2 separate regions of the Homo sapiens genome follow, and region 1 is linked to region 2. The links are chromatin contacts, found by Hi-C in ENCODE. All regions are on one chromosome and are shown on one strand. The core of a region is the stretch at or near the end of the contact, and the rest is flanking DNA. Distances in the headings are between cores, read along the strand shown. Region 1 holds the start of MAP2K7 (mitogen-activated protein kinase kinase 7). Region 2 holds the start of CLPP (caseinolytic mitochondrial matrix peptidase proteolytic subunit).

What was found. A loop is a pair of places that touch in the nucleus more often than their neighbours do. Pooled maps may share reads with other maps.
Region 1: a map of transverse colon shows a loop between it and region 2 (16-fold over the local background). The contact joins the promoter of MAP2K7 here to the promoter of CLPP in region 2. A Hi-C loop is called at or near these places in 1 of 168 maps with a recorded cell type or tissue (transverse colon) and 9 of 50 pooled maps.

Annotation. Positions count from the first base shown.
Region 1 is chr19:7,901,533-7,905,790 of GRCh38, reverse strand. It overlaps MAP2K7 (mitogen-activated protein kinase kinase 7), which reads right to left and starts at 1,914. Exons shown (of 11, transcript NM_145185.4): 1 at 1,723-1,914. The coding sequence starts at 1,846. LOC124904630 (a long non-coding RNA gene) reads left to right here and starts at 2,277. Exons shown (of 2, transcript XR_007067121.1): 1 at 2,277-2,370; 2 at 3,042-3,802. It overlaps LRRC8E (leucine rich repeat containing 8 VRAC subunit E), which reads right to left. Exons shown (of 3, transcript NM_025061.6): 3 at 3,775-4,258. RefSeq lists enhancers at 872-1,411, 2,060-2,637 and a silencer at 1,353-1,702.
Region 2 is chr19:6,358,862-6,363,169 of GRCh38, reverse strand. It overlaps CLPP (caseinolytic mitochondrial matrix peptidase proteolytic subunit), which reads right to left and starts at 1,639. Exons shown (of 6, transcript NM_006012.4): 1 at 1,398-1,639; 2 at 1,230-1,301; 3 at 628-724. The coding sequence starts at 1,595. It also overlaps a transcript of ACER1 not described here. RefSeq lists an enhancer at 7-964 and a silencer at 1,163-1,392.

The DNA of each region.
Region 1 (4,258 bases), core at 665-3,164, 1.5 Mb before region 2:
AGAAAAAAACAACACCACGATAAATCACAACAGAAACGACTGATTCGTCCAAAAGAAAAGAAATCAAATCATAAACGAGGAGGAGGGGGAGGCACCGAACTGCAGAGATGGCTAGGAACCGACAGAGATGGGGAGGGCGGGGAGGATGGGATGGAGTTGACACAGACAGAGACGCCTGGAGGGGACTCCTCGGGGGCCTGCCTGCCACCGGCCTCCTAGCTCTGCATGGGAACGGCCACCCCTGAAGGCACCCGGGATCCTGGACTCAACCCTGTCTCATCCACTCAGGGGCCAGGGAGGGCGGCCCCCAGGGGCTAGCAGGGACCCGTGTCTTGGCTGGGCTTCTTGTCTCAGGCAGTGTCCTGCACCAGAATCCCCACCTCCATGATTTCTCTGGACCCCCAAGAGACTCCCCAAGGAGGAACCCACGCTGACTCAGGTCAGGAGAGGGAGGGACAGGAGGGTGTCAGGCTGTGAAGGTCAGGCTGGGTGACCAGGGAATGGGTGGGGTGCCCAGATACGGGGGTACCTTTCTCGCCTGCCATAATGACTCCATAGAGAGAACTAAATAAACTACGAAGGTCACATCAGAGGAGACAAGAGAGAATTTTACTGGGTCAAGAAAGACACAAAAAGGATCATGGGTCAGGGGTGGTGTTCACAGGGTTTGAAAATCTAATTTCCTCCAGCCCAGAGGATTTAGAGACCAGGATCTTGGGGAAAAAGCCGGGAGACTAGATATGGTCAGTGTTCCCAGGCCAGGTGTGTGTGAAGCGAGAGGTACTGATCTAGGATGACAAGGTGTCAGGGAGGTAGGTACCGAGGTGGTGGGACTGATCAGAAAGCAGGTGGATGTATGCTGGGGCGCGGCGGGAGCAGGCCTAGAGTCACACTGGCCCCAGGTGTCCCCAGGTCAGGTGGGTGTGGGTGTGAAGGGAAGGGGAGCCATCACTTGAACACAGGTGACAAAGTCACCGGGCTGGCTGGGGGTCGATGTGCATTTCTGGAGGTCAGACACCACACGCTCACCAAGATGGTGGCAGTGAAACTGGTCACAGGGATTTGCGGGGCCTGGTGTATGTGGGAGGGGGTCTGCTGAGCCCAATGCCATGGTCACTGTCGCCAAGAGGGGGAGAAGGGACCCCCTCCCGTCCCCCCACCTCAGACACGGTCACAGGGAGAGCGAGAGGGAGAATCCTCGGGTCAGAAGAGATGGGGAGGGGCTCTATGTGGTCAAGTAACCTCAGGTGTCCCCGAGCCAGGCGTGCGCGTGTGCGTAGATCGTCGCTGCACGGGGCTGACAAGCCCCCAGGCCGGGGGAGGGGGGCGCCAGACAGTCCCTGAGATGACGAGAGTGGTAGCATCAGGTCAACAGGGACGTGTCTGTGTTTTCGGGGCGACCTGGATGTGGTCACTGTCGCGTGGAGTCGGGGAAGCCCGACCCAGAGGATCACGGCGATGGGGGCGGGTCATCAGCTGGGGGCCTCGCCTGGGTCCGGGAACTGGGCTCCCAAGCCCTGAGGGTGCGAACCCCCCGGAGCTCGCCGGCTCCACGCCCCCCGGGTCACCGTGACCCTCGCCCCGCGAGCCCGCAGCGGGGGGGGCGGAGAGGAGAGCGAGCGCCCCGGAAGCGGGGGCGGGGCCTTGTGGTGGGGGCGGGGCCTCCCGCGGCGCGCGCCCCGCCCCGCCCGCCCGCCCCCTCCCCCACGCCGCCGTGCTTACTGGGCCTGGGCCGCTGGGGGCTGATATCCAGGTTGAGGTCGATCCTCCGCCGGGCCTCCCGGTTCTCCTGCTTCAGCTTTGCTTCCAGGCGGGACAGCTTCTGTTCCAGGGAGGACGCCGCCATCTTCCCCGCCGCCACCGCCGCCGCGCACCGCCCGGCCGCCCGTCAGTCCGGCAGACAAACACCGCACTGCGCCTGCGCCCGGATGACCCCGTCGAGCCGCCGTCTCGCCCCGCACCGCGCATGCCCGCGGCGCGCACCCGCCCTTCTCCGCGTGCGAACCTCCGCGCGTGCGTGCTTCGGCTCAGCCCGAAGGATGACGCCACCTAGAGCTCGAGGCAGGCAACGTGCAACCCCCGCCTTCGTCGCCACCACCACCGTAGTGCGCATGCGCCAATTCCCGATCGCTCCTGAGAGAGGCGCTGCGAGGAAACACCATTCTTCTGAGGACGGTGGGCGGGGAAAACGGCGCGCATGCTTAGCGAGGCGAAGCCGTGTTCGCCCGCGTGGCTTTTGCGCATGCGCATTCCTGGAACCTCGTTCCCAAAGCGGCAGTCGATCCCTGGTCTCCACGGCGGTGCAGCCTCAGCCTCCTCGCTTTTCACGGTCGGCTTGGGCGTCCCTTCGGAATGCCTTCCTCACTGATGGTGCTTTATTAGGATTCCTCTTGTGCTTAATTACCTCCTAGCCTCCTGCTGGCAGCGGGGTGCCGCCTCCTCACCGTAATTAGGCTCCGTCGAGAGCCCTTTCCCTTCTTGCCAGCCCCAGCAGGCTCAGAGTTGGCCGAAGCCAGGGGGGAGGGGACGGCCATGGGAACCCAGCGGTGTGACCCCTGCCCTCGGCGACGGGGCCAAGGTCAAGGCCAGAGTTGTTGGCCAGACCCACATAGAACCTCAAGACACCCCCCTTATCTCTCTCGCACCCGGAACGTGAGCCCAGCGCCTGGACGTGGAGAATTCCTATCTGAGGAGGGGCGCTGGGGTTAGGTGCCAGTGCTTGGGCCCCCGGCAGCCTAAACCACTCCTTTAAGTGGTCCGACGGGTGCTGGGGAAATGTCCCATCTGGAACCCAGGGATCCCCCCAAGAGCGGCTTCCCTCTGCTCTTAGATGCGAGAAGGAAGTTCTGATTTTGCGGACACCCGGGAGGTGGCCAGGGCCAGGCAGACTCTGCCAAGTGCCCTTCCAGCTTCTGGTCCAACGAGGGAACACTTTGGGATGAGAGTTACCGGCTTGTCGGAACTCCTCTGGTGACGATTTGTGGGTGGAGCACACACAAGTGTAGAGTTATAGCTGAGGTCTTTACCTTTCCGTCTTCCAGGCAGCCTTCTGTGCCTCTGCTCTGAGAACATGAGACTCATCCTTGATTCTGGCACACGGGTGTTACTTGGTCACATGAAATAAAAGGTTACGGGCATGGTGGTTCACGCCTGTAATCCCAGCACTTTGGGAGGCCGAGGCGGATGGATCACGAAGTCAGGAGAGGACCAGCCTGGCCAAGATGGTGAAACCCCGTGTCTACTAGAAATACGAAAATTAGCCGGGCATGGTGGCAGGCGCCTGTAATTCCAGCTACTTGGGAGGCTGAGGCAGAGAATTGCTTGAACCCAGGAGGCGGAGGTTGCAGTGAGCCAAGATTGCGCCACTGCACTCCAGCCTGGGTGACAGAGCCAGACTCCGTCTCAAAAAAAAAAAAAAGAAAGAAAAACAGGGTCTTGTTCTGTTGCTCAGGCTGGAGTGGAGTGGTGTGATCACAGCTCACTGCAGCCTCAACCTCCTGGGTCCTGGGCTCAAGCAATCCTCCTGCCTCTGCTTGCCTAGTAGCTGGGACCTCAGGCACACATCAGCACACCTGGCCAACTTTTTTTTGTATGTTTTTGTAGAGATGAGATCTCACTATGTTGCCCAGTTTGGTCTCAAGCTCTTGAGCTCAAGCGATCCTCCCACCTGAGCCTCCCAAAGCGCTGGGATTACAAGCATGAGCCACTATGTCTGGCCCTAATGGACGGTGTTAGACAATGACAGGAGTGCACATAAGAGATCAAAACTAGAACTTGCATAATTAGTATTATTTATTAAGCACCCAGAGAACAGTCAAGACCAAAGTCCCTGCTTGTCCTTGGAAAAATGTCACCTCTATAGCAGGTGTCCTAACCCTGCAGTCCACCCACCTTAGGAAGTCCTTGAATAGCTCTCTGGGGGAAATCTATCAGCTGCCTGAAGAGCTTTGTGTGTATTTGTACACCAGCATTTTCCTGAGGAAGGAGGTGCCTGGCTTCATCAGTTTCTCAAAGGGTCTAGGACCTCAAAAGGGATCAGAATCTAGATATTTGGATACCCTATTTTTTTTTTTTTTGGCAGAGGTGGGGTCTCGCTATGTTACCCAGGCTGATCTCGAACTCCTGAGCTCAACCATCCTCCTGCATTGGCCTCTCAAACAGCTGGGATTATAGTCATGAGCCACAGCGCCCGGCCCTGATACCTTTACGTCAGCATTTCCCAACATACTGTCTCAGGGCCACTTACCTGCACCAGAAC
Region 2 (4,308 bases), core at 390-2,889:
TGGGTGACAGAACGAGACTCCATCTCAATAAAAAAAAAAAAAAATGCCTCCATCATAAGTGCTCAATCAAAATTGACTACTTTTTTTGGGGAGGGGGAAAAAATCTACCAATTATGATTATTTTTGAGATGGGCTCACTACAGCCTCGACCTCCTGGGCTCAAGTGATCCTTCTCCCTCAGCCTTCCGAGTTGCTGGGACTACAGGCACACGCCACATTGCCCGGCTAATCTTTGTACTTTTTTTGTAGAGATGGGGTCTCACTACGTTACCCAGGCTGGTCTTGAACTCCTGAGCTCGAGCAATCCGCCCGCCTCAGCCTCCCAAAGTGTTGGGATTACCGGTGTGAGCCACTGTGCCCGGCCTAAAATCTACCAATTTTTAAATGTCAGCCGGGTCAGGTTGGCAGAACAGTATGTGCAGGATCAAAGAGGCCACATCCTGACTTGTGAACCGAGGCTCAAAAGCCAGCAACAGGCACCTTTTGGTGGTTTAAAGCCACTTCTGGAACTCTGACGCTCTGCACCCTTTCCCAGAGAGAGAACATCCCTGACCCGGGATTCTGGTCCCCTGAGTCACCCGTGTGCCCTGACGAGTGCCCCTGGCACCCAGGAAAGACCCTGCTCACCAGGGCTGTTGATGTACATGTGGATGGGCTTCTTGTTGCTCTCGGATTGCAGGAAGAGGAGCTGTGCGATAACAAGGCTGGCAACGCTGTCATCGATCTGCAGGTGGAGAGGGCAGGGGTGTCCCCAGATTCGGGGTGGGGAGAGAGTTTTAAGGGAGGCTGGGGATGGGTCAGGGAACCAGGAAGGGGGACCAGAGCCCAAAGTAAAAGGGATGGGGAAGAATTTAGGCCCCAGAAGGGGATGGGGAGAGAGTAGTGGAGAGGACCCAGGGGGTTTGGAGCACAGGAAGGGGGGAGTCAGGGGGCTAGGGACACAGGAAAGGAAGGGGTGAGAATGGCTGGGGAGAGTCTTGAGCGTAGGAATGAGGGGAGCGGTGCCAGGTGTCAGGAAGGAAGTCGGAGATTAAGAGCCGAGGAGCAGAGAAGGGGTGAGGAGCGGGTTGGGGGACCGGGAGCCAGGAGGGGAGTCAGAAGGGGAGGGAAGGGGGTTAGAAGGGGAGCGGAGCCTGAGGGAAAGTCTGGGGCCAGGGAAGGAGGGGCGCAGGGAGTGTCGGCAGGCGCTTGGGAGAGTCCTGGGGAGGGTCCCGGCGCGGGGCGCTCACCGGGCCCATGACGCACACGATGCGCTCCCGCAGCAGCCGCGAGTAGATGTCATAGGCGCGCTCGCCGCGACCCTGGGGGTAGAAAGATGGAGGTGAGGGGCCGGGGCAGCCAGCCGATCCCCACCCAGCCCGGAGCCCCCGAACCGTGTCCCCGCCCGGCCGCCGTACCGTCTGCTCCACCACGATGGGAATGAGCGGGAGAGCCCGGGTCGCCGTCGCGTGCAGGCACCGCTGCAGGGCCAGGCCGTTCTGGAGTGTCCGCTGCGGCGGCCGCTGCGCTGGAAAGTGAGCGGCGAGGCGAGGCCCCAGCGCGGGGTACCTGCATGACGCCACCCGGGCCCCCCCTACCAATATTCCGGGCCACATCCCTCCGCACGCCCCGGTCGGCTTCCGTCCGATGGCGGAACTACAGCTTCCGGCGTGCTTTGCGCCTGGGAGCTCGCTCGCTAGGCCGCTCACTTCCAGGAGTCTGGGCGGGCGCCATTAAGGGTGAGGCGGGGATAGGGACGGAGCCTGAAAGGGAGGAGCCAATGAAGTAAATTGAGTGGGCAGGGCTGGAGAAGTTTTAGAGTCTCCAGTTCGAGTCCCCTTACCGACCAATTCGTCTTCTTTTTTTTTTTTTTTTGAGACGGAGTCTTGCTCTGTCACCCAGGCTGGAGTGCGGTGGCACGATGTTGGGTCACTGCAACCTCTGCCTTCTGGGTTCAAGCCATTCTCCTGGCTCAGCTGCCCCAGTAGCTGGGATTACAGATGCACACCACTGCACCCGGTTAATTTTGTTATTTTTAGTAGAGATGGGTTTCACCTTGGCCAGGCTGGTCTTGAACTCCTGACCTCGTGATCTTCCCACCTCGGCCTCCCAAAGTACTGGGATTACAGGCGTGAGCCACCGCGCCCGGCCTCGTCTTCGTTTTCTACTGTTTCTGCTTTATTTATTTTTATTTTTTTGAGACAGAATCTCACTCTGTGGCCCAGGCTGGAGTGCAGTGGCGCCATCCTAGCTCAATGTGGCCTCAAATTTCTGGGCCCAAGCAACCCTCCCTCCCACCTTGCTCTCCAGAGTAGCTGGGACTACAGTTGTGTGCTACCACATCTGGCAAATATATATATATATGTATTAGAGATGGGGTCTTACTATGTCGCCCAGGCTGGTCTCAAACTCCTGGCCTCAAGTGATCCTCCCACCTTTGCCTCCCAAAGTGCTGGGACTACAGGCATGAGCCACCACACCCCACTTATTCCTTATTTTAAAAATAGCTGCAGGGCCGGGCACAGTGGCTCACGCCTGTAATCTTAGCACTTTGGGAGGCTGAGGTGGGCGGATCACGAGGTCAGGAGATCGAAACCATCCTGGCTAACACGGTGAAACCGCGTCTCTACTAAAAATACAAAAAATTAGCCGGGCGAGGTGACGGGCACCTGTAGTCCCAGCTACTCAGGAGACTGAGGCAGGAAAATGGTGTGAACCTGGGAGGTGGAGCTTGCAGTGAGCTGAGATGGCGCCTCTGCACTCCAGCCTGGGCGACAGAGCCAGACACCGTCTCAAAAAAAAAAAAAAAAGCTGCAGTGTTCCCACAGCTCATCTTGGAAGAGGGGTCCCAGAGAGGACTTAGCCTGGGTCTTGGCCTTGAAGAGCTTCCAGCCTGGTGTGGCCGACTTCTACTGAGACCTCCTCATTCATTTTTTGGCCACCTGTGGAGTAGATTGTGGGAGCCCAGAGAAGGGTGTTGTGGATTCTTCCTGGAGATCAGACCGGAAAGCATTCCTAGGAGAAGCAGGTATTGGAATTGGGCTTTGCAGGATAAGTAGGAGTTTGTTAGCTGGGGAAAGGCATTTCCAGCAGAGGAAAAAGAATGGGCAAAATGGTGGAAGTAGGAAGATTGCTGGTAATGTTGGGACTTCTCTTTTTTGCCACACCTTCTCAAGCCAGATTCTTTTTCATCATTCAGTTCAATGTCACTATCTAAGAGGTGCCCACTGCTTCATCCCCAAAGTCTAGAATAGTGCCTGACACACAGTAGGTGCTCATTAAATACACATTGAACCAAGAGATGAAGAGGTGATAAAGGAGGTAGGTAGAGGGCTTTGGAGGCATCTGCAGAGTGGGGATAATGATAACCTACCTCCTAGGTTTGTGCAGAAAGTCCTCAGAAAGGGTCCAAAAATGTGTAAAAAGTGCTCAGTTTGAATGATTTATTGCTGTGTTAGATCAGGGACCATGGAAGTCTGAGAAGTCTTCAGGTCCTCCCACATGGGAGTCTACTTGAAGTGTTTTTTTCTTTTTTTTCCCGGGGCAGTCCTTCGAATCACAGCAGATTCAGGCGAGGTGTTGTGGTGGCTCATGCCTGCAATCCCAGCACTTTGGGAGCCCAAGACATGTGGATCACCTAAGGACAGGGGTTTGAGACCAGCCTGACCAACACAGTGAAACTCCGTCTCTATTAAAAATACAAAATTATCTCGGCATGGTGGTGAATGCCTGTAATCCCAGCTACTTGGGAGGCTGAGTCAGGAGAATCACTTGAACCCAGGAGGCAGAGGTTGCAGAGAGCCGAGATCACACCACTGTACTCCAGCCTGGGCAACAAGAGCAAAACTCTATCTCAAAAAAAAAAAAAAAATCACAGCAGATTCAGAGAGACTCCTGAAGTGGATTTTGATGTATAAGAAGTTTACCAAGCAGTAAGCGGTAGACTCTTTTTTTGTTTTGAGTCAGTGTCTCGCTCTGTCACCCAGGCTGGAGCACAGTGGTGTGATCAGAGCTCACTGCAGCCTTGAACCTCTGGGCTCAAGCTATCCTCTCACCTCAGCCTCCCAAGTAGCTAGGACTAGAGGTGCATGTCACCACATCTGGCTAATTTTAAAATTTTTTGTAGAGACAGGGTCTCCCTATGTTGCCCAGGCTGGTCTTGAACTCCTGGACTTAAGTGATCCTCCTGCCTCAGCCTTCCAAACTGCTGAGACATGAACCATCATGCCCAGCTGGACTCTTTTTTTTTTTTTTTTTGAGACAGAGTTTTGCTCTTGTTGCCCAGGCTGGAGTGCAATGGCACAATCTCGGCTCACCACAACCTCCGCC